2 separate regions of the Homo sapiens genome follow, and region 2 is linked to region 1. A link is a loop called in an ENCODE intact Hi-C map of the cell type or tissue named here. Cell type or tissue: endothelial cell of umbilical vein. All regions are shown on one strand. Links, peaks and the distances in the headings refer to the core of each region. The heading gives the core; the rest is flanking DNA. Region 1 holds the start of CFAP69 (cilia and flagella associated protein 69). Region 2 overlaps STEAP2-AS1 (STEAP2 antisense RNA 1).

The links. A loop is a pair of places that touch in the nucleus more often than their neighbours do. Peaks named below come from ENCODE experiments on the same cell type or tissue, not always from the same donor. Only the 100,000 strongest peaks of a DNase experiment are listed, where the experiment ranks them.
Region 2: a loop joins it to region 1, with 2.3 times the contacts of the local background. A loop is called at or near these places in 9 of 110 quality-filtered maps.

Annotation. Positions count from the first base shown.
Region 1 is chr7:90,238,773-90,250,855 of GRCh38, forward strand. It overlaps CFAP69 (cilia and flagella associated protein 69), which reads left to right and starts at 6,402. Exons shown (of 23, transcript NM_001039706.3): 1 at 6,402-6,772. The coding sequence starts at 6,653. LOC107986819 (a long non-coding RNA gene) reads right to left here and starts at 6,359. Exons shown (of 2, transcript XR_007060423.1): 1 at 6,305-6,359; 2 at 1-5,307. It also overlaps a transcript of STEAP2 not described here. RefSeq lists an enhancer at 7,267-7,779. In endothelial cell of umbilical vein, for the core only: a CTCF peak has its summit at 6,348; a DNase peak (open chromatin) is centred at 6,379; H3K4me3 peaks cover 1,318 bases; H3K27ac peaks cover 223 bases.
Region 2 is chr7:90,173,271-90,185,353 of GRCh38, forward strand. The region is part of intron 2 of STEAP2-AS1 (STEAP2 antisense RNA 1); the gene reads right to left. Among named protein-coding and RNA genes, the nearest start is that of STEAP1, 25 kb to the left of the region's middle. RefSeq lists enhancers at 61-150, 5,624-5,683, 5,694-5,743, 6,962-7,463. In endothelial cell of umbilical vein, for the core only: no CTCF peak of the experiment used is centred there; DNase peaks (open chromatin) are centred at 5,811, 7,041 and 7,561; H3K27ac peaks cover 3,215 bases.

The DNA.
Region 1 (12,083 bases), core at 2,182-10,181:
TTCTTCTAATGGGAAGTGAAACAAGAGACAAATGATGACTTTGAGAAAGTCAGGCACGGGACCCTGCAGACTCAAAATCCAGATTTGTTGAGACCCCTGAGAGTAGAAAAACCCCTCAGGGGCAGATTCACATTGATCAAATGTACAGTCATACACTGTTAAATCAAAATAGTAACTCAGCACTACTGTGTGAAATATCAGTGTCCTGTAGGCGAGAATACCATTTGTGCCTTGATTAAACATACTTTATTCTTGAATCTGCTGTTTATAAGAATTGAAGTTATAATTCAAAAGATACTGGGATCTGTTATGGGCTGAACTGTGTTTCCTCAAAATTGATACATTGAAATCCTAACTCCCACACTACCTCAGAATGTATTTGGAGATAGGATCTTTAAAGAGGTAAAGTGAGGTCATACAGTTGGGCCCTAATCCAGTATGACTGGTGTCCTCATAAGAAGAGGAGATTAGGAATCAGGCATGCACAGAGGGAAGACCACGTGAAGTAAAAGGGAGAAGACGGCATGCCAAGGAGAGATGCCTCGAGATGAAACCAATCCTGCCAACACCTTAGTCTTCAACTTCTAGCCTCCAGAACTGTAACAAAATAAATTTCTGTTGTTAAAGCCACCCAGTCTGTGGTATTTGTTACAGCAGTCTTCAAAAACTAATACAAGGTTCATAGAATCAAAACAAGTCAATTTAGATATAGAACTCAAATAATTAATGTCATTGGAACAAACCTGTCTGATTAATCTTGCTCCACAACAAAGACAGTTCTATCCTGGGGTTATTGCACTATAACTACCCACCATTTAAACACAATAAATAGTTGTTCTAAAATCTCGGGAACATTTTTTTTTCATATAATTATTCCCATGTCATGGAACTGAAGCTTTGGGTAAAAGCGCTTTATAAATTCTTCTTTTAATTTTTTTTACTTTCAATTTGTTTACTTTTCCACTAAACACGAGTAGTTCCTGCAGCTTCCTACTTAAAAATCACTTGCAGTTTGGGTTATTGTTAGTATACTTTTCATTAGAATGGTTGTCTTCAGGGGTGACTATTCTTTTACTTTCGTTTTCTGTTCCACGTGCTTATTCTTCCCAAATGTACATTAATGATTCTGTTGGAAAGAGGTAATTACTTTTGTTTTGTTTTTAGGCTTTGTTTCTGTGCTGTCAACCTGAAAAAGTTTTTTAAAACAGTGAAGTATAGGCTGGGAGCGGTGGCTCACGCCTGTGATCCTAGCACTTTGGGAGGCCAAAGTGGGCAGATCGTTTGAACCCAGGAGTTCAAGACCAACCTGGGCAATATGGTGAAACCCCATCTCTACAAAAAACAACAAAAATTAGCCAGACACGGTGGCACACACTTGTAGTTCCAGCTGCTCGTGAGGCTAAGGTGGGAGGTGGGAGGATCACCTGAGCCCAGGGAGGTCAGGGCTGCAGTGAGCAGAGATCACGCCACTGCACCCCAGCCTGGGTGACAGAGTGAGACCCTGTCTCAAAAAAAAAAAAAATTAAGTATAATAAATTCTGGTTTTGTATGCATTTCTTCTCTTACAGAATTTCCCTAAAGCTAACCTACTAAAAACTATGACTAGATTTCATATGTGCTATAAACATTCTTTATTTAAAATAAATTACTCTAATTCAGAAAGGAATAACATTTGCTTGCACATTTAGAACATCTGGCATTAGAGACTATAAAATTCATATATAGTCTCAAATACTTATTAGACATATTCTTAATTCAAGAATATATAATTATTCATATGATTAGAAATAATTATAATTTTACTAAACATTGCTAATTAGGCAGAGTACAAACAAGAAAAAGTCAGAAGGAAAATAGAACCACAATTTGCAATATATTTATTTTAAAACATTTTTAGCTTTCTTTGTTACTTTTAAAAGTAAAACTTGTAAGTCAATATATTATTAAAACTACTAGTTAATCTTTAAGTCTACAGGTGCTACTAAGAAATTGCAATTTGTAACTTAACAGAGATATTAAATTCTGTAGAATTGTTACCACATTCAAGCATTTCTATTCTGTAGGTATAACTCATTTCCCATGTTTCTCTGCTATTTATCTTTTTGCTGAAATAATTTACTCCTTCAGTAGTCATTTCACCCTTTCACCCTTCTGTGTTTTTGTGTCATAACAGAAGAATCACTAAATAATGATTAAAATTAAGTCAACATACCAAATATAAAGTTAAAGCTTTTATGAAGCTTAATCTTTGTGCACTTACCAAGAAGAAAAGTAAACCCACTATTATTTGGGAACAAAGGACTTGGAAAATCCACGAATGGAATAATTAGTGAAAACCAGTTTTATGGATGCTGTTAAAACTACTCCAAAGCAATAATAATGACAACACACATAAACATACACACACACACACACACACTCACACACATGAGCAGTGCTTCTCAAATTTTGATGTGAGGCTGAGGATCTTGAGAGATCAGAATCTCAGAATGGAGATTCTGAGTCAGTAGGTCCACCAGGCGGCAAGAGAGTCTCCATTCCTAACAGAGTCCCTAGTAATGCCAGTGCAAGTAGCCCAAGGACCCCATTTTGAGTAGCAAGGACCTGGAGTATTTACCTTACTTTGGATAACTTACAAAATGCTTTAATTTGGCTTCAAATCAAAATAAAAAGTAATTTATAATCCTTGAAATCTTTTAATGAACATTTTTTGAGTGACTAGTATGATATGGACCAGGAAGTCCCAAAGTATGTTCTCCAGACCAATAGCATCAACATTGTTTGGGAACTGGTTAAAAGCACATATCCTTGGGCCTCACCCAGACTTACTGAAGCAGAGACTCTGCAGGTAGGGCTTGAGATTCTGTTTTAACTATTTCTCCAGACGATTCTGATACACATTAGGTTTTGAAAACTACTGCTCTAGACAGTATGCTGAGGGTCTGGGGTGCATATCAAAGTGACTCTCAAGAATCTCAGTACAGTAGGAAGGGGTCCAATTGCTGAACCAGTTGATACCATTAAGTATGTGATGAGTACAAAAACGGAATGACAGACAAGGTTGCACCCAACACAGCAAAGGATGTAAAGGTTTCCTAGAAAATGTCATGTTAACTGAATTTCATAGGGATTAGCCATCTGAAGACGGTGGCATGTACAACATAATGCAAATGTTATGCGGGAGGAAACCTGCTGGCACCTTTCGAAAACTGCAGTAATTCACCCAAGATGGCTGGCTGTGGGGTGTTTGAAGACTCCTCTACCCTTGTCCTTCTCACCTGTCCATGAGTAAAACAAATACCGTTAGAGCTAGAAAAAAAAAATTACAAAGCTGAGTCTATTAACTTGCCAAGCAAGAGAACTTACTCCATGAAGAATTTCACTGAGGAGGGAAAGTCAGGGGTTTTTAAATGTTAGAAGTGGGGAGCTTATGGGGCTTATGCTAATTAAGCATTGGAAACTGGCACTCTGGATATGGGGCAGAATGAATATATAGGTCTCTACACCATTGGTTAAATAAAATAAATATCCCATTGTTCACTAGTCAGGAAAGTCTCTTCAGTTAGGTCCAGTGAGGAAGGTGCCTGTCTAAGGTTACTGAGGCTTAAAGACCCTTATCAGCTTCAGCCTGTGCTGTTAAAATACAAGAGTCAGTTGATGTCTCCTAGGCAAGCTCTACTTTAAGTGGAAATTTTTCCTTTCCCCTCCCTCCTCTTCATCTTTCCTGATCCTGAGATGCTAGGATGACCACACAAAGGATATGCAAATAATCCAATTGTCAGCTCTCTGCCACCATCTTGGTTTGGGGTGCCATTCCACAGGATTCCATTGTATTCATCCAAGTAGTTTCAGTCTCCTTTCGATGTGGTTTACTTGGACTGTGTAACAGCAATTTAAGTCATATGAATAAAACACTTAACATGCTTTGCACTTTCCCTAGGTGGAAGCAACCTTAGACCTACTAAACTGCCCTCTAGATGTAATAAGGCCTAAGAATGGTTCTAAAGATATCTATCAGTAGCTAGGCAGCAGAGTGGTGCAGCAGAAGCATGCTGGGCCCATAAAGATACCAATGAGTAGCTGTAGAGATGAAAGAAAAACAAAAAGAATGTGGAAGCCTAGGCAAGGGGGTTGTAAAAAGAGGAGAGGGGTCAACAGTGTAAAATACTACAGACTAGTATAACAGGATGAGAACTGAAAAATGTTAATAGACTTTGACCCCAAGTGTTGGTGATCTCACAGTTTCAGAGGGCTGAGGATGAGAAAAGCGGAAGAATGACTAGAAGTGTGGAAACAGGTGCTAGAAATGCTCACTACTCTCAACAAAACTTGGTCTCTTCGGCTAGGATTTACAATCAAATGCTGCCAGTCCTAATCTAGTGTTACCATTTTTCTTTTAGGGCCAGAAATATTCAACGTCTGAGGCAGAAGGAACCTTCAAAATCACTTATCAACCTCATTCTAGAAATGAGGAGAGAAGCTCTGAGAAGTGAAGTAATATTTATTTTCATTGAATTTATATGTAATTTTAAATTCATAAATTCTATGGAAGATACAAAAATGCACGTTTAAATCTTGAATAATTTTTGAAAGTTTAAAAAACAGATTAAAAGAGTTAGAGTTTTTTAAATTTTCAGTTATGGTGTTTGAGTTATTAAATTATACTGATGATCATCATGAGAAGCTTTCCATTATAGTCTTGACCCTTCTTGTATTATTATTCAGTCTACAATGGATAGGCAACAACATGTCAACTGAAAAATCATAAGATCTATAAATTTAGAAAGGAGACTTTGTTTCTTATAATGAGTTACAACCTGCAGGCTGGCCATTCTGCAGGCTGGGAAGCCCAGGCTCCCACAGAGACAGTCAACAGGCACTTTGAAGGAGGTGGGGTTGGAGCAGAAGCTTTATGCTGAATGAGTTGGCTAAACAGACATATTCAACAGATTGTAAGAAGAGCTGTGAATCTTCACTAAGAGGGGTGCTGAATAAACATGCATGTGACATGCATCCCATGCTCACTGTGGAGTGGAAACTTAACATTTAAATGCATTACAGTCCCTATACATCAAAAGGAGAAGCAGAGACATGAATGTACTAGTGCTCAGTCTCTGTAAACCTGCCAGAACCAGTCCATAGTGGGTGGTCTTTTATCAGGGGAAAGTTACTGAATCGGTCCCTTGTCCAATCAAACCTGCAGTTATGACTTGTGGAACAGGAGGGTCTTGTTAGTCAACATCTGGCCATGGATGAGCTGCAATTATTTCAATATTGCTTATGTCGAGGGCAGTTCTTATTTAACAGCTAGAGAAAAATAAAAACATTGCAGCAGTTAAAACAAAGGTTATTCTTTAAGTGTAGGTGTGAGTGACTTAACTCTTGCCTGGCATGGCCTTAGGTCTTGCTTATAATTTGTTATTGCCACAGAGTCCATTCTGTTAGCCTTCTGATCTCCATTTTAACATTAATGCTGGTCAGTTGTTGAGTCTAAGCCCTCAAAGGGAGGGGGAGCCGAGCTTGGTGGCATGTGCACCTGTACTCCCAGCTATTCCCGAGGCTGAAGCGGGAGGATCGTTTGAGCCAGAGGTTGGAGGTTGCAGAGCTACGATCCTGCCACTGCACTCCAGCCTGGGGGACACAGTGAGACCCTGTCTCAAAAAACCAGGGGTGAGGGGGACGTGAAAAGGGAGGAGGTAGGGGGGTATAGCGAGGCGTGTCCGTCCTTCCGTCCCGTCAGGGCGAGGAATTCAGCTTTTAAGGTTTATCGGGGGTCCTCTTGGCCAAAAGGGGGTCCGTTCAGTCGGTTGTGGGGCTTAGGATTTAATTTTTAGTTCTCAAACAGTAATAAAGATAATGATAATCTTGACCATACGGGATGCTGTGCCAAGCACCACTTAACAAACACTGTCATCTCATTCAATCCTCACAACAGTCCTATTTTACAGATGAGAAAAGTGAGACTTCAAGGGATAACTCGCTCTAGATTCAATAAACTGACTCAAAAGCCTTTTAACATTCTGTACAATACCTTTTATGTTTGTTTATTTAACTGTCCAGTTGGGCCACTAAAGTACAGATAAAAGCTGGGGAATGTAAGCGAGACTGGTCACTTCCCTGGGGTGAGAGAAACGCTTTCAACACTATCCGTCCATCGTATCACGCCTAACGTATCCCATAGACATCCCTCACCCCTCCACCCACTCATGCCTGTTTGAAGCAAGACTATGAAGACCGAAACACACCGGGAGCCTAAGGCACCACTCCCCGCTACCTACCGAGGTGCATCCTGCAGGCTCCTTACCGCAAGCCTGCAAACTCGCCCTGCCGGGCGCGGAGTGCAATTAGGCTTTGGGGTGGTTTGGCTCTCCGGCTTTCCGTAGCCTCTGGCCCCGCCCCCTAGCAACGCGCTGGCTTGTGTTAACAACCGGCCCGGGATCAGAGGTCTGGGTCAACTGGGGGGCGGCAGCGGCGCTAAGCGGACTGTATGGCGGTGGCCTAGGCCCCTGGCGGAATTTTGGGACCTTTCGCGACTCTAGCGACTCTCAGGCTGCCTTCCCTTCTCGGTGGCGGGGCCTCTTTGGGCCCAGCGGCTGCGGGCGCACTGTAGGACAGGAAGATCCCCCCACTCTCCACCCCGCCGCCACCGGCCATGTGGACAGAGGAAGCCGGGGCGACCGCCGAGGCCCAGGAATCCGGCATCAGGAACAAGTCTAGCAGTTCCAGTCAAATCCCGGTGGTTGGGGTGGTGACGGAGGACGATGAGGCGCAGGTATGAGCAGGTGTCTGTGCTTTCAGAGGTGGAGGGGGTGGGAGTGAAGTCTCGAGACGGGGTCCAGACCTGGGGGTGGCAAGGGTGGAACTGGGGACAGGAGTGAAGATGGGGGAAGCCGCGGGATGGAGATTCCAAGCGCAGAGCTAATCCTGATCCCCCACCCCCTGCGAACTGCACCGGTTGCGAGGGGCTGGCTGTTGTCAACCATCCTGTCTGGGGACCAGCGCTGTGTGGTCCTCCTGGAGGGTCCTAGCAAACTGAGTAGGCGGGGTTTTGCCGCGCTTCTTCGAAAAGTGGTCATAGAGCTACAGGGAGGAAAGGAATCATTCTTAGCAAAATCTTGATTTGATGACCTGATCAGTTTGAACTGAACTTTTTAATACGTAGATCCCTGTTACCGAGTGATGTTCTTGATATAGATGTAAATTTTCCCATGCTTAAATTTGCTGCGACTAAAGCCTGCACCCAGAGGGGAGGAAAACGCTGTTAAATTAGAAATTAAGCATTTTTAAAATATGAAATTGGAAGCTGGTTGTTACACGTTGGGTCGGAGAGAACCGGGAGAGAATAGAGTTGATTTGTTTTATTATGCTTGTACTGTATTTGGTTTTGGGTTTGCTTTTGTTATGAATACAAAATTCACTCTTGGAAGTTGATCTGTTGAGAAATTCCATTTGAGGCCCTTGGATCTCTATTCGAGGCGGAGGTGTTTAGAAACCCCAAGTTGTTTGTTTCCTACTAGGATTCCATTGATCCCCCAGAGAGCCCTGATCGTGCCTTAAAAGCCGCGAATTCCTGGAGGAACCCTGTCCTGCCTCACACTAATGGTGTGGGGCCACTGTGGGAATTCCTGTTGAGGCTTCTCAAATCTCAGGCTGCGTCAGGAACCCTGTCTCTTGCGTTCACATCCTGGAGCCTTGGAGAGTTCCTTGGGAGTGGTCAGTTGACTGGGGAATAGAGTTGAGCTCTCTGAGGTCTGACATTTACGCAGTAACCTGCGGAGCAACAGCATTTTGCATGAGGAGAAATAGGTGTTAGGGGAATTTGCCTAATCGATTTTGTGGACCTATTCCCCTCTGGGCGGGGAGAATTTTGAGGAACAATAGCTCTCCACTCCCTGGGCTGCAAGAAAGATCAACAATACAGCCATACTCCCAGGCAAGGGGCAAAACTGAAAAGTATGTGAATTTGATAACTGATGGCTCTCAGTCTTCCTTTACTTGCTCCAAGAAAAATTGGGCAACGTTATACAAGGCAAGCAAGCGTGGATTTTTTTTTTTTTTTAGGGAAAAATACTTTTTAAAAGCCATTGCCAAAATAGTCCAAAACATACCAAATGAAACAAGTATACCTGTGTATATGTGTGTGCATTTTCTCCCCATTTTAATTTTCTTTCTTTTCTTTCATTACTACTGCTCTTTCCAGGGCCTAGGATTCTCTTCCAAGAAGAAAGCAATCAATTTGCATTAATTCATGTTTCTGACTTGTTAATTACTAATTCTAAGAGTAGTAACATTTTCGAAGTACTGAGGAAAAAGGTAGTTTCTCCCCAAAGAAATAGAATAGGAACTTTTTATAGCTGGGAGAAATCTTAGTGATCCTCAGCCTTCTTGTTTTTTGCCTGTGGTTGTTTTTACAAATGAGAACCCTAAGTTCATGAGAAGTTAACTGAGTTACTCAGTTTCTTTACTCATAGAATGGGGGTCTAGAGACCCTGGAACGAAAAAATGATAACCTTTTAGGCCTCTGCCTTAGGCCAGTTTAGGAAAGATCCTGGGAACTGTTTCCAGTTCTTTCAAACCACTGCACATTTGCAAACTTCTCTTCTGCCTGTGTGTGCTTCTGAGACAGTATATCCTAGTGGCTAAAGGTGAGAGTATCACAACTACTTCAGTTCATTGTCAGCTTCATCACTTACCAGCTATGTGACCAAAGACCAGTATCTTAACCTTTCTATCAAATGGAGATAATGACAGTACTCATGTCCATTGTAAAGATTAAATTAAATAATATATATAGGCCGGGTGTGGTGGTTCACACCTGTAATCCCAGCACTTTGAGAGGCTGGGGAGGGCAGATCACGAGTTCAGGAGATCAAGACCATCCTGGCCAACATGGTGAAACCCCGTCTCTACTAAAAATACAAAAATTAGGTGGGCATGGTGATGCACGCCTGTAGTCCAGCTACTTGGGAGGCTGAGGCAGGAGAATCACTTGAACATGGGAGGCAGAGGTTGAAGTGAGCCAAGATTGTGCCACTGCACTCCAGCCTGGCGACAGAGTGAGCCTCCGTCTCAAAAAAACAAAACAAAACAAAACAAAAAGAAATAATATATAAGCAAACTTATACAATAATATAGAGAACTTATAGAGAGACCTATATATATAATTGAAAACAAGCAGTTATCAACATCATCATTGTCATTGTCATCATCCTTTATCCAGGGAACTAGAGCTCATAAAGTTATTTGGGCCTTAAAGCTAAGGGATTCTCTAGAATTCTGATTGTTCCCACTGGCTTCCAGGATGTGAGAGTGAGACTGGATGCCCCTGAAATCTTACTTGCTTTAATGCAGATTTCGGTCTGCTCACTTTATCCCTTCAGAGATGTTTCTAAGTTGCAGCTGGATTTCCTAATATAGAAATGCTACTTTGGCTACCTGGGCTTTTGATAGCTGTTTTATATCATTTTCTTTATTACAGACCTAAATTGAACCTTTCAGTTACCCTAACCTTAGTTTTTAGTAATTAAAGAAATAGGCTTGAATATTGCTGCCTAAGGCAGCAGGTAAAATGTACGGGTTATTTTGCTGATTTTTCTGTGTGTATGCTTTACTTCTGCATTAAGTGGTATTTTTTTCCTGCATCTTTCACAAAAATAACTTTGTAAAAGGCAATAGCGCCTATAAATTCTATCTAAGCTACTACAAATGATATTCACAGAGTATTAGATTTTTCTAACTTTAATAACTTTGAAATGTTCTCTGATAGAATTATGGAAAATGTAAATATAGATTATGAGTAAAGTTATTAGTAAATAGGGAAAACAATAGTTTAGGAATCTGGGATTTTGAATTGTTATTTTCATTCCATGTTGTGAACTTCTCATAGACATATTCTATGTAAACATTATATCTTCAAATTTTCTCTCTATAAAAATTTTGATAATCCCTACTGTAGTGATTCCAGCGTCTTCTTTTTTAAAGTGATTATCATACTTTTCCAGTTTCGAAACAATAAAATAGTACCAGAATTTTGGTGGCCATTTTCTAATTGTGAGGAACTTAGGACATGTTGCTTGCCCTTTCTGTGTCTGTTTCCTCATCTGTAAAAGATATTTTTAGAAATGCCTACCTCATCGAATTATTGTGAGAATTAAAGTATTTGTAAGGCATTTAGCACAGTGCCCAGCACATACATTCCAAGTGCCCCATAAATGGTAACTTTCTGCTATTATTAATGACTCTAGTCATAACAGCTTTATTAAATTATTAAATAAATTCAGATGATATTTACAGGGTTATATGGTTTGGCTTTGTGTCCCCACCCAAATCTCATCTCGAATTGTAATCCCCAGGTGTTGAGGGAGGGACCTGGTGGGAGGTGATTGGATCATGGGGGTGATTTCCCCCATGCTGTTCTCATGATAGTGAGTTCTCACGAGATCTGATGGTTTTATAAGAGGTTCTTCCTCTTTGCTCTCTCTCTCTCTGTCTTTCCTGCCACCTGTGAAGGAGGTCTTTGCTTCCCCTTTGCCTTCCGCCATGACTGTTTTTCTTGAGGCCTCTCTAGCCAGGTGGAACTGTGAGTCAATTAAACCTCTTTCCTTTATAAATTACCCAGTCTTGGGTGTGTCTTCATAGCAGTGTGAAAACAGACTAATACACTGGGTATCAAAACCTACCAAATAGGAAGATAGTTCTCAGATTGTTTTTCTAGTATTAATCCCAGTGTTTATGTGGCTCTGGCTTCCTACAGGAAGGTAGAGGTAATGTAGTTTAAAGGGTGCTTTATCCCCTGGAGAGTGATGGGATTGGCAGTGAAATTCACCTTAATCATATGTTGAAATCACAAGATATCTAATTTATCTATTTTCTATTTAGTTTTGTTCCCCTCATTCTAAAGTATCCCAACCCCCTTTAGAGCAGTGCTTCTCAAATTTTAATGTGCATATGGAGCACATGGGGATCTTATTAAAATGTGGATTCTGATTCTGTAGGTCTTAGATGAACCCCAGCACTCCGCTTTTCTAACAGGTTTCCAGGTGATGCTTGTGCTGCTAGTTGGAGGACCTCATTTCCCACTTTGAATAACAATTAATATAATGATTAGTTGACTGGCGTAGGTATCATGCCTGAACTTCCTTGCTCAAATTTGCTCTCCCTCTGAGAACCCATGAGAACTTCCACAATCTTTTAGTTGATATCATATCCTGTCACTGTCAGTAATACTTCCATGAACTGTGTGCTTAAAATTGTCTAGCCTTGTTTATAGGGTTTTTGCAAGAAATAACCTCTGTAGTTGGCTGCATGTGTCTATAGTGCCAGCTACTTGAGAGGCTGAAGCAGGAGGATCGCTTGAGCCTAGGAATTCAAAGCTAGCCTGGGCAACATAGGGAGACCCCCACTCTTTAAAGAGAGGAGAGAGAGAGAGAGAGAGAGAGAGAGAGAGAGAGAGAGAGAGAGAGACTCCTTGGTTGTCCATTGAGGAGTCAGGCAGAGAACTAAGGAACAAAGAACCAGAGTTTCTACATTAGACAGACCTGCTGGCCCATTTATTATTAATAGCTACGTGGCTTTAACAAGTTAGGTCCCAGGGCCTCAGTTTCATTAAGAGGGATAATAGTGCTACCTTTACTTGGTAGATTTGAAGACTAATTGAGATCAAAAATGCCAGACACATGAAAGGACCACTATAAGTGTTAGTCTCTTTCCCTGTAACTGAGTATCAAATGAGCAGGTTTCTCCCTCTGAAATGTCCCTGGGTAAAGTGGGAAATAAGTTCATCCTATAATTTGAATGAAGTAAGTCTGATTGTCTTCAAAGCAATTTATTAAACTTTTGATCTTAAAAGGTTTTGTGAATGCTTTTACAATTTCTCCATAAACATCTTAAGATGATAGTATTTTGGTATTTACATATGTATGTTCTGTTTTGTTTCTATTCTCTGCTTGTGTGATCTCATTTACCCAAAATCTTCAATTGTCACGTTAAGCCTATGATTCAGAAACCTCTGCCCCAAATTTTTCTCATCTCCAACCCCCAACACAAACCTCTTCCTCCAGCATTCCCTGTCTCAGGAAATGGTG
Region 2 (12,083 bases), core at 1,505-9,504, 66 kb before region 1:
AAACATTGGGTGAATCATTAAAGGACTACCATCAGAAGATCTGGCCAGTGACCCTTCTACCCAAAGACTTGCACAGCTGGCTACAGATCTCATTTATAAACAAAGCTAAAAGGCTTTGGGAAAGGCTCATGGCTTCAGTATTGGAGTCTGAGAAGCAGAGTACAGCAAGACTGCCACAGTGACAGCAGAGGCACAGGAAGAAAAGGGAAGTCTGACTAGAGCATTTGCCACCAAGAAAAAGTGTCATGTACAGGTCTCTAAAGTAAGAGTACTGAAATAGGAGACTCCCAGAATAGCTTCAGGAAAAAGTACAAGGTAAGGACAGGAAGCCCATGTTTACCCAGTAAACAAACTACTTCCCCATAGTTATGGATTAAATTATGCCCCCCCAAAAAGATATGTTAAAGTCCTAATCCCTGGTACCTCAGAATGTGACCTTATTTGGAAATAGGTTATTGCAGATGTAATTAGTCAAAATGAGGTTACAATGGAGTATGGTGGTCTCTCAATCCAATATGACTTGTGCCCTTGTAAGAAGAGAGAGATGGCCGGGCACAGTGGCTCACGCCTGTAATCCCAGCACTTTGGGATTCCGAGGCGGGCAGATCACTTGAGGTCAGGAGTTTGGGACCAGCCTGACCAATATGGTGAAACCCCGTCCCTACTAAAAACACAAAAATTAGCTAGGTGTGGTGGCAGGCACCTATAGTCCCAGCTACTCAGGAGGCTGAGACAGGAGAATTGCTTGAACCCGGGAGGTGGAGGTTGCAGTGAGCCGAGATCGTGCCACTGCACTCCATCCTGGGTGACAGAGCAAGACTCCATCTCAAAAAAAAAAGAAGAAGAAGAAGAGAGAGACACAGAGAGGAGAATGCCATATGAAGACATGAAGACACACAGACACAGAGAGAAGACAATCATGTGAAAGGAGAGACAGAGGGCCAGGCATGATGATTCACATCAGTAATCTCAACAATTTGGGAGGCCTAGGTAAGAGAATTGCTTGAGGCCAGGAGCTCAAGACCAGACTGAGCAACATAGCAAATCCCTGTATCTACAAAAAAAATAAAAAATTAGCCAGGCATAATGGCATGTACTTGTAGTCCTAGCTACTTGGGAAGCTGAGGCAGGAGGATCACTTGAGCCCAGGAGTTTGAGGCTGCAGTGAGCTATAGTGCACTGCAGCCTGGGTGACAGAGCAACACCCTGTCTCTTAATAATAATAATAAAAAGACAGAGGCAGAGAAGCTCGAAGAAGAAAATAATCTCCTAGAGGCTTTGGAGGTTGCATGGCCTGACAGTACTTAGATTTTGGACTTTTAGCCTCCAGTACTGTGAAAAAATAAATTTCTATTAAGCCACTTAGTTTGTGGTTTGTTAGGGCAACCCTAGGAAACTAATACAGTAGACCTCCGGGCCACACATTCTACTGCTCCCTCTTTATCACCAAAAGTGGAACCCGAATTAACAGACAATCAAATTATCACCAAATACTTGGGGAAAATTAACATCATTAGAAAGGATCATCTGATTCAAATAACTGAATAACTAAAACTTGAAGAAAATTAATGGCAGCAACAGAATAAGACTTTTTAAGTATAATTTATTTGGAGGTATTCGAGAATATATTACTTTAATTAGCAAAAATATGACAGCTATGAAAAAAACAGAAACAATTGGGATTCTTGGAATTAAGACTATTATTACTATTTTTTTTTTCTTAGGGATGAGATCTCACTATGTTGCTCAGGCTAGACTCTAACTCCTGGGCTCTAGTGATCCTCCTGCCTCTGGCTCCCAAGCAGCTGGGACTACAGACCAGCATCACCACACCCAGTTTAGTTACAAAATATTTTTTAAACTATAAAAAACTATTCTGCATAGTAAAACACTGTTTATTAAGTTAAAAAAAGAAAAACACTCATGGAAAACAACAAAATACCTTTTGGCATACAAAAAGACATGCATATTTAAGAACATATATGAAATATCTTAAATAGAAACAATGGTGGGGAGAATGGGAACACGCGTCAAGGATGAAAGTTTTAAAAATAAACAAATAAGCTGGGCATGGTGGCTCACGCCTGTAGTCCCAGCACTTTGAGAGGCCAAGGCAGGCAGATCACCCAAAGTAGGAAGTTCGAGACCAGCCTGACCAACATGGAGAAACCCCATCTCTACTAAAAATACAAAATTAGCTGGGCATGGTGGTGCATGCCTGTAATCCCAGCTACTCAGGAGGCTGAGGCAGGAGAATCGCTTGAACTCGGGAGGCAGAGGTTGCGGTGAGCCAAGATCGTGCCATTGCACTCCAGCCTGGGCAAAAAGAGTGAAACTCCATCTCAAAAATAAATAAATAAGTAAAATAAACAAATGAGCAATCCTAAGCCAAAAGAACAAAGCTAGAGGCATCACACTGTCATGAGATCCTTGGGGTGTTGCTTTGCCAGCCGGAAAACCTCTGTGGCTGGTGGCACATTTCCCCAGGTTTTTACTCAGGCCCACTGGGCTCATTCCACCCACCTGGCCTGGCAGGCTGTGCTTGGCTCACACCACTGGCCCAAATCTCATGCCTACCAAGGACGAGCCAGGCACAGAGTAGCAAGGGGTATGTGAGTGAGAGTGGGGTTCAGCCACTGGGCACAGCCAGGCACACCGGCTGTGGTAAGGTTGGCAGCTCCAGGTGCCAGCATGGGTGCCAGCTCCCTATGAGGCTGCATCTGGACCAGGCATACCTGAAGCAGCTTCCACAGCTGGCACCAGGGAATGCGGTAGCACCCAGAAGCTTGGAGATGCCAGGAATCTGCAGAGCCTCAGAGAGGGTGGCACAGCCCTGGTTTGGGGAGCTCCTAGGTCTGGGATCCCCAAAGGGCCACAGCTGTCTCTCCTTCTCTCTTCTTTCTTTCTTGTTGCCTGCAACGTGGTGAGCAAGGGGCATATTTCATCCCTGTTTTTGTTACAGCTCTTTTAGCCCTCCCATTTGGCAAGTCCTGAGTTCTTGTCTTGCATCCAGGAAGAATGATGTACGCAAACAAGTGGAGGTGAGCAAGGTGAAGAGGAGCTTTATTGAGTGACAGAGGAGACCCTGGAGTGGGTAGCTCTTCTCCACAGGCAGTCATCTGATCATCTCCTTGATCTGGCTGAGCCCAGGGGTTTTATGGGCTTCAGAGGGGAGGAAGGGGTGGTGGTTGGTTCATGGGTGGCCATGGGGAGCCCAGAGAAAGCACCATAAGTTCCCATCCTGGCTCTTCAGCCAGGCCTCTGGATTCAGGCCATCCATGGCTCAAAGGTGGGGCTTCACTAGGGACCTGCCTCTTTCTGCCCTGCCTCCTGCTGTCATCCATAGCACTCAGGCTGTTTGTGCCAAGAGGCAACTGCAGGCCAGTGCCGAGCTGCCTTCAGCAACCCCCCTCACCCTCTCCCGTGCTTGTTGATACCCAAAGTCTGAAGGGCGCCAAGGCAGCAGGGGTCTGGTGTGTCAGCACTGCTCCAAGCATGTGCACCCACCCAGATTGTGACAGCACCCAGGCTCAGCCTCAATTTTGCTTCAAGATCAGAGCAGGCACCAGGAGTGGGGAGAAGCCAGGCTGTGGGAGCAGACACCTCCAAGCCTGAGGGGGCAGAGGGGCTTCCTGGGCCCCCAAGAACACAGGTATGCCCAGGTCCACAGCTGTGGCTTGGGTGGCTGCAGCTGTACCTGGGAAGCTTGAGGCTTCTGCACTGCCAATTCGGAAGGGCATGAGGCTTCTGCCTGTTCCCAGCTCTCACCAGCTCCATGAAGCTCAAAGCCAAGGCAGCGCCTCCCCACCTGCAGCTGGTGTCTTCGCAGCCACCACTCCAGGCAGGCGGCTGCTGCCATCAACATTACCCGACTTAAAATTATATTACAAGGCTTTCTATCAGGGTAAACTGTCAGTCAAAAAAAGAACAAAAAAGAAATAGAAAAAAATTATGCTACAAAAATATAGTAATCAAAATATCATGGTACTGGCATAAAAATGGACACATAGATAAACAGAACAAAATAGAGAACTCAGAAGTAAAGCCATGTACCTCCAGCCAACTCATCTTTAACCAAGTTGACAAATGTAGAAGAATGAAACTGGTCCCCTATCTCTCACCATATACAAAAATTAACCCAAGATAGATTAAAGACTTAAATTTAAGACCCAAAACTAAAAAAATCCTAGAAGAACACCTAGGAAAAACTCTTCTGGACATTGGCCTAGACAAAGAATTCATGACTAAGGCCTCAAAAGATTCAGAGGGGTAGGAGGGGAGTAAAGGATGAGAAATTACTCAGTAGGTACAATGTACGTTATTTGGGTAGTGGTTACACTAAAAGCCCAAACTTTACCTTTATGTAATATAACCATTTAAGAAAACGAACTTGTATTCCCTAAATTTATACAAATTAAAAATGAATGAATGAATGAAACAAGACACATGGGCAAATTATAAAACTGTGCTATGAATTAAGATGGTGTGATTAACTATTTACACCCAGGATCCAAAAAGGAGAAAACTTTACATATTAATAGGGAAACTAATTTCCAAAATAGATATAGCTGAAGATTAATTTACAGAACTAAACGTCTAAACTGAGGGATTCTCCCAGAACACAGTTCAAAAGAAAAAATTCATAAAATGGAAAACTTTAAAGAAGAGTTAAGGGGCATGAAAAGAGACCCAAATGATCTCAAATACCCATTGTGTAAGTTTCAGAAGGATGCAATAGAAGCAATAAAATAAGAAAACAAATAAATAATGGAGGGAAATTTCTTGGAGCTAGAGAAAGACACTAGACTTCAGAGCAAAACCTCTGTAAGATGAAGGGGCTGAGGAGGGAGGGGAGGAATGCACGCCTTTGCAAGCTTGATGGAACTTCAGGCCACCAAGGATAAAGAGAAAAATCCCAAAAACTTCCATAAGGAAGAAACAGACTTTTTTCTTTGGAAAGAAGAATCTGATTCCAAATAATTGAGGAGACAAAGTAGGTGATTATGCACATTGCTAAGATTTGGCTCTAGAAAAAGCTGGGCAGTAGATGGTATTGCTAGAAGGGATGTCATCAATAGTGAGCTAAGTGTACTAAAATTATCATTTTTCTCACAAAGCTTCATGTTCTGAAGGGAAAGAGGCAATTATAATTCTGGTCCCAGCTATAAATGGGCTGGTGCCAATGTATCATCACCCAACTGCTTCTCTAAAATCCAGCTAGCATCCGTCTCTCATAAGAAGCAGCATTTATACGAAGACATTCTAATGTCTACACATCTATAATCCAATATCTGTAATATAATCTATAATCTAATATCTGTAATCCAATATAATATCTGTAAATGCTAACTAGCATCATTTCAAATTATAAACCCCTATGAAGTCTCCCTGATAACTGACAATGAAGCCAGCATACGGAGACTTTTCCAGAGTCATGAGCTTGTGGGTGGCAGAACAAGGGCTGGGAGGCAGGCCTCCTGACTTTGTAGCCAGTACTGGTGCCACCATGTCATGCTGACAGCTCAGCACCAATCCTTCTATACTCTCGTGTTTTCTCCTGTTTGTGATAAAGTATGTACATCTGTGTCATTGGAAGGCTTGGAGAAGAGTCCAAAGGTGCAAAACAAAGCAAATCTCCCCACGCCTGGCAGAATCTTCAGTCCTGGCCTAATGAGCTCACCAGCTCAGTAAGTTCTGCGACTGCTTCGGGTTACCAAAAGAATAGAGTATGTAACAGTGCTAGGAAAAGAGACACTTAAAAACCCACATCCAGGCATTGTTCAATGACTGCTCATAAATACTTTATGGCAAAATTCTTTCTGGTGGCACAGAAGGCCATGAACAATCTGACACCTCCATTAGTCACCTCTGTTAGTCACCACTACGACTTCCTGACCCATCTCTGGGTTTCACTTCAGTTTTTAGATACCCAGCCCTAACAATTAAGCAAAACTTCATTGATAGTTCCTCTTCAAAAGTATTTCCAGAATAACTATTAAAATCCCATGGACTAGTCAAGATAGTGAGATATGCTTTTGAGTGAACAGCCACCATTTCTTCCTTTTAGAGATTTATTTTTTAACTTAACAAAAAGCAAATCTAATGTGAAACTTAATGAAAATTGTTTCAAAAACTTGAAATGCAACTACAAAATAGCCCATTATTGCCTAAGCTTTCTATACTTAACTAGTTTTCTAAATCTATATTACATAGGCTAGAGAAATAACATATTGTTTTTATATGTACAATCCAAATCTAGTCTCTCCGAATTTTCTTTAAGGCCAACTATTTTAATATAGGCCAGTATTTTACTCTATTATTCAATCGCAAACCACGTTTCTTTCCTCACAGTAGTGCATTTTGACAAAATCAATCTTTTCATTCTTTTCAGCAAATAATACAGAAATTGGGATTCATTCATGAGAAGTCAGTGAAAATAAAAATGATTTCAGATTTTCTTTACATTTGTATAATATCACTAGTAGAGGAGGAATGGCTTTCCAGACCACTTGTTAGGAAAAAAATATGAGTGGGAAATTACACTAAGCCTATATAAACAATTCCAAAGTAGAATTCTCTTTTCTCCTTGGTAAATAAATGCTTGATTTTCATAATTCAACATATAATTTTAAACTAGGGCAACCAAACTTGTGACATGAAAAGAGGAATTTTATTGTTAAGTTACACTGGTATACTGCAAAGTCATACCAAAAAAAAAGGAGCAAAATATATTTTTTAATAATCTTACACAAGAATGCTCAAGAATCTTCTACATGAGGTAACTACAGAAAAAAAGAACACTAGGTCAGCTGAAGGCTGAACTAAATTTGTTCCATAAAAGTTGGTGAGTTTCATTTTTCGCTTCTAAGGGGATAAAGGAAAAAGAATGTGCATTGTGTTTAAGAAAACCCAGAATACTGCCAAAAGTTTGCCACCCACTTTGGCATTCTGCCTTTATCCTGAAAGATAATTTCTTCTCCATTATAAACAGCCTATGTGAGATGAACTGTCAACAAGAGGGAAGCTAGAGTGAGAAACAGAGAAAAAGAACAGCATCATGCAAGGAAAGTTATGAAACAAATTGACTCTTGATTCTCTCTTGGCTTGCCTTTCTTAATGCAAATAGAATTAAAAAGTCAAATAGCCCTAATGTTAGCCAGGTGAAGTGTGGTTAGAAATGGTTGACTGGAAATTCCCTTGCTTTCATCAAACAATTGTTATGTGAATATTGCATCAGCTTGGTCCTTTTGATGTTCCTACATGACTTAAGAAAACTTTGTATTTCCAGTAGTGTATTTCCAATGACAAAAACTCTGCTGTGTGATTTTAGAAAATCACTAAAATTACCAGTGCTTTTGCTAGATCTTTCACAGTTGCAAAAACAAATGTTTTTGAACAAGGCTCTATTTTTCATGAAAATATTCAACTGAATGCAGGGAAAGTAAATGCAAAATATCTAGGGAAGGCACCAATCAAATCATGCAAGAAGAGATTTTTCTAGACTTCAAAGAAAAAGTATTCAGTGACTCCAAGGTGTGGGGCAAGGGAGGCAGGGGAGTGATGAATTTGTTTTCTTTGCATTGTTCCACTTCCTTGTTTGCTGTGTTGCACAAACTCTATTGAATATCAAGATTTGGCCTCTTATGAATAAGATACTTAATAGAGAAGAATGTCAGTTTTTTCAAGCCCATAAATACCTTTTAAATGTTCTTAGAATTTTACAATTGGATGAAAAAGCATCAAAAAACATAGTTTGTATAATTTTATCATTAAAAATATTTTCCATTATTATTCAAGGAGTTCATTGATGCTGAATACAAAATGCCTAAGATTTATTATTTAAGTTTATGAGCTAAAGGAAATCTTAGTGTTTATCTAGCCTAACTTCCTTGTTCTACATTTCTGTTTTGTTTTTTCAAATGATGTATCTTGTTTGCTTCACGATTATGTTAAAGAAAAAGTTTTTTTTCAGAAATAAGAAATAGATTATAAATTTTTAAAAAGGAAAGAAAATTGAGGAAAAAGGGAATTAAAGGATATTGGATAATATAGAGAAAGATATTTATAGGGCATAAAATCATTTCTAGTGGAAGGAGGACACATGGGTTTGTCATTGCCAGAGCACCTTTTGTTTTTCTGAGCATTTTGTGAGATGGCCAATTTTACCCAGCATAGAATCGAGTAAGAATGAAACTGAAATAATTTGCAAAGTTGAAAGTTGAGTGTGACCATAAGCCTCCAATCCTAGTTCCAGCCTGCCCACCATGCTGGGAATATAGTTTGGATATTTGTCCCTGCCCAAATCTCATGCTGAAATATAATCTCCAATGTTGGAAGTAGGACCTTGTGGGAGGTGTTTGGAACATGGGAGCAGATCTCTAGAAGCTGAGCAAATGCCAGCACCATGCTTCCTGTAAAACCTGAAGAACCATGAGCCACTTAATCCTCTTTTTTTATAAATTACTCAGTCTCATGTGTTACTTTACAGCAAGGCAAAAATGGCTTAATACCTTGGGCATGCTCCAGTAGAGATTAGAATTCACATGAAACAACAAATGAGAAACAGGGAGAAAACTATTAAGAGGTCTATGGTAGGGAAGATTGTGGCTATTGTCTCCATTTACTTTTAGAATTTCTTCGTGTGTGTGTGTGTGTGTGTGTGTGAGAGAGAGAGAGAGAGAGAGAGAGAGAGACAACTAGTAGAAACAGAGTAACCAAATCTCTTAACTGGAAATGACTTTATATGTTGTATTACTAAAAGACGTCCAATTTCCAACATCCTGAATATATACAGTGACAGAGGACAGATAACTCACTATTTTATGGGGTAGTTTATTCATTTTTGTAAATACCAGCCATTGTTCTTAATATTGTTATCAAGGGTCTCAACCCGAAAATAAATTCATCTCCCCTACCCATCTTTCGCAACAACAAAGCAAAAAATTCCCCTTCCAGACTTTGTCACATCTGTTAATGACATAGCCATTTTATCGAACTCAAAAACTTTGTGTTCCCTTGCATTTAAAAATCCAGTTATCAAGTGTTGCTAATTCCAATTTGGACTCCGTAGCATCCATTCCTACCCAGTTTCGTTTACAGCATACCATCACTTCTGCTGTACATTTATTCATCACACAGACAAACTCTGATATAATATGGAGGAAGATTATGCAAGGGCATGAATACTAGGAGGAACCATTGAGGAATATCATGGAGGCTGGCCACCACACAAGGTAACAGAATAGATGACCACTGATAAGATCACTGGGAAGAGGACATCTTTCTCCATAGGTCTAGAAGGAAAAGTTCTAGAGATAACTCTGTCTTAGTTTAGATCATGTGCCCATCTCTGAACCAATAATTATGACCAGAGAAATGGACTCCCTTAGTTAACCAGACTTGGGTCATGTGCTCTACCTATGGCTTTTTTTTTTTTTTTTTTTGAGATGGAGTCTCGCTCTGTCCCCCAGTCTTGAGTGCAGTGGCGTGGTCTCGGCTCACTGCAAGCTCTGCCTCCCATGTTAACACCATTCTCCTGCCTCAGACTCCCAAGTAGCTGGGACTACTGGTGCCTGCCACCACACCGGCTAATTTTTTTGTATTTTTAGTAGAGACAGGGTTTCACCATGTTAGCCAGGATGGTCTCGATCTCCTGACTTGTGATCTGCCCGCCTTGGCTTCCCAAAGTGCTGGGATTACAGACGTGAGCCACCGCACCCGGCCTACCTATGGCTTTTGAGGGCAAATGGTGTCATCTCCACCTGAATCACTGAATCAGAAAAGAGGGGATGCTGAACGGAAATACTACATATATCCTCTATTCTACCTCACATTTCAACTGCTTTCTTGGTCTTCTAAACATCCTCATATTACTGTCTCTATCTTCCTTTTCAAACAGTACATAGCTGACAAATTAACTTCAGTAAAACTCAACTTGGATCATATGTTTTCTTTTCTCAAAATCTTCCCTAAATGGGTCCTCACACTTAAAAGGTAAGTCCTTAGTGCTTACCTGGCATTCACACTTTTCTATAATCTCAACCCAGATTCTTCTGGTCTAATCTACAATTTTATACCTCCCTAAAAAAGTCAATTTACTCACTTTCTTCCTAAAATGACTTTGACTCCATGGCCTTGTTCACATTGTTCACATTCTTCATTCACCAAGAATACTTTTCTCTCTTCTTTCCTGTTCAAAGTCTACCCATTCTTCAAGTGCAAGTCAGAGTTTACTTCCATATAGATTTTTATAGTCATCCCAGCCTGAAGGAACTCCTTTCTCTCCCTTTCGCTCTCATGGTATTTTTGTTGTATCATTCTTAAATAATGATAAATGTTTTATTCTATTATGAATTCATATTTCAATAAGTAACACATATTATCTAGCTATCCATATTGCAAACTTCTTAAAGGCAAGGACAATGGCTTATATTTCTTTTCATTCTGTGAGAGACGTAGCTTGCATTTAATAAACATTTATTATATATCTGGATAATTATAAATATGAATATAGATATTAGTGTCACTATACTATGGCACTCAGTTTTAAAAAGAAACCTTCAACACACTAGCTTCAACCAAAGTCCACACCAGACAAGAGCTGTTCAGTAATTAGAAAGACACTACAATTCTAAAACGATGTGCACTTACTACTACATAGCTGCAGAAAATGAGTTGCTACTTTTCAAAATGAACGGGATTGCTGAAGCAATAATCTAGATTATTTTAGCCAACAGTAATATATATATATATATATATATATATATATATATATATATATATATATATATACTCCTACTTCAAGCTAGCTATCTACAATGGTTAGATATATCACGTACTGCTATTTTGCTCTTAAAAGAGTTTGTTTGAACTGAAGCATAGTCAGCACAAATTACTTCTGGGAAACCATTTCTGAGAGAATTTGGCTCTTTACATCTTTGGCCAGAATTCCTTGAGTTTTGGCTTCCAGTCTGTATTTTGCTTTCCTGGTAGAAATGTGTACTCCTAGTATCTTGCTGGCAAGGATGCCTCTGCCAAAAGGAAATACACACTACTTTATTCATGAAAGGACGGGAACACTCTCAGGTAGACTATTGGCATGTAGTCTAAGTGAAATGAGCCCACCCATCATTACAACCTTACCAAATATGTAAGACACTTCCAAGTATTGTGGATAAACACTCCTAGGTGTTGTGCATATACAAAATCATCCAGAAGTTACCCTAGAAAGGATGGCAATACAAAGTAGTATGCATGTTCCAAGAGAATAATAATAAGTGTCATAAATAATTACAGAAGGTAGAGTTTTTTTGAGTTTGGAAAGCTCAGGAAAGGTTTCAAAAGGAAACGGATCTAACCGATGGATCATTTAGTAAAGATGGACGATTTAGTAGAGTCCCACAAGAGTCAGGACTAAAAATGACATATTCTAGGCCAATAGGATAGAAAAAGAGGGCTAACATAGAGGCATAATAAGTAAAATAAGGTAGGCAATTTGGAAATACACTAGAGAAAAGCTTTAAGATTCTGTATTTTATACTATAGACAATGGAGATTTTTGAGTTTTCAAGCACCAGCAAAATAGTGTTTTAATACCAAATTGAGATATAATTGTCAGTTTTTTAAAAAAAAAGTTTTCTAAAAATAAAATAAAATCACTAAAATAATTTTGAAGAAAAAGATAAATTGAAAAAGATCTTTTGGATTGTTTTCAAAAAGATAGAAAACATGCTTTTGGAATAGAAATAACGCATAGCTTGGAATGGAATTAATGAAGCTCAAAGTCAGATCATGAGTAGGAAGCATAGAATTCAAGCACTTTAGAGGCTGGACCATGAAAGGTAACATTATAACTAAAATAATTCAGCACTTTTATTCACATTTAGTGCTTTTTTCCTGATTATAAAATAACCCAGATATATGGATAGGAAGAATCAATGTCATGAAAATGGCCATACTGCCCAAGGTAATTTATAGATTCAATGCCATCCCCATCAAGCTACAAATGACTTTCTTCACAGAATTGGAAAAAACTACTTTAAACTTCATATGGAACCAAAAAAGAGCCCGCATTGCCAAGACAA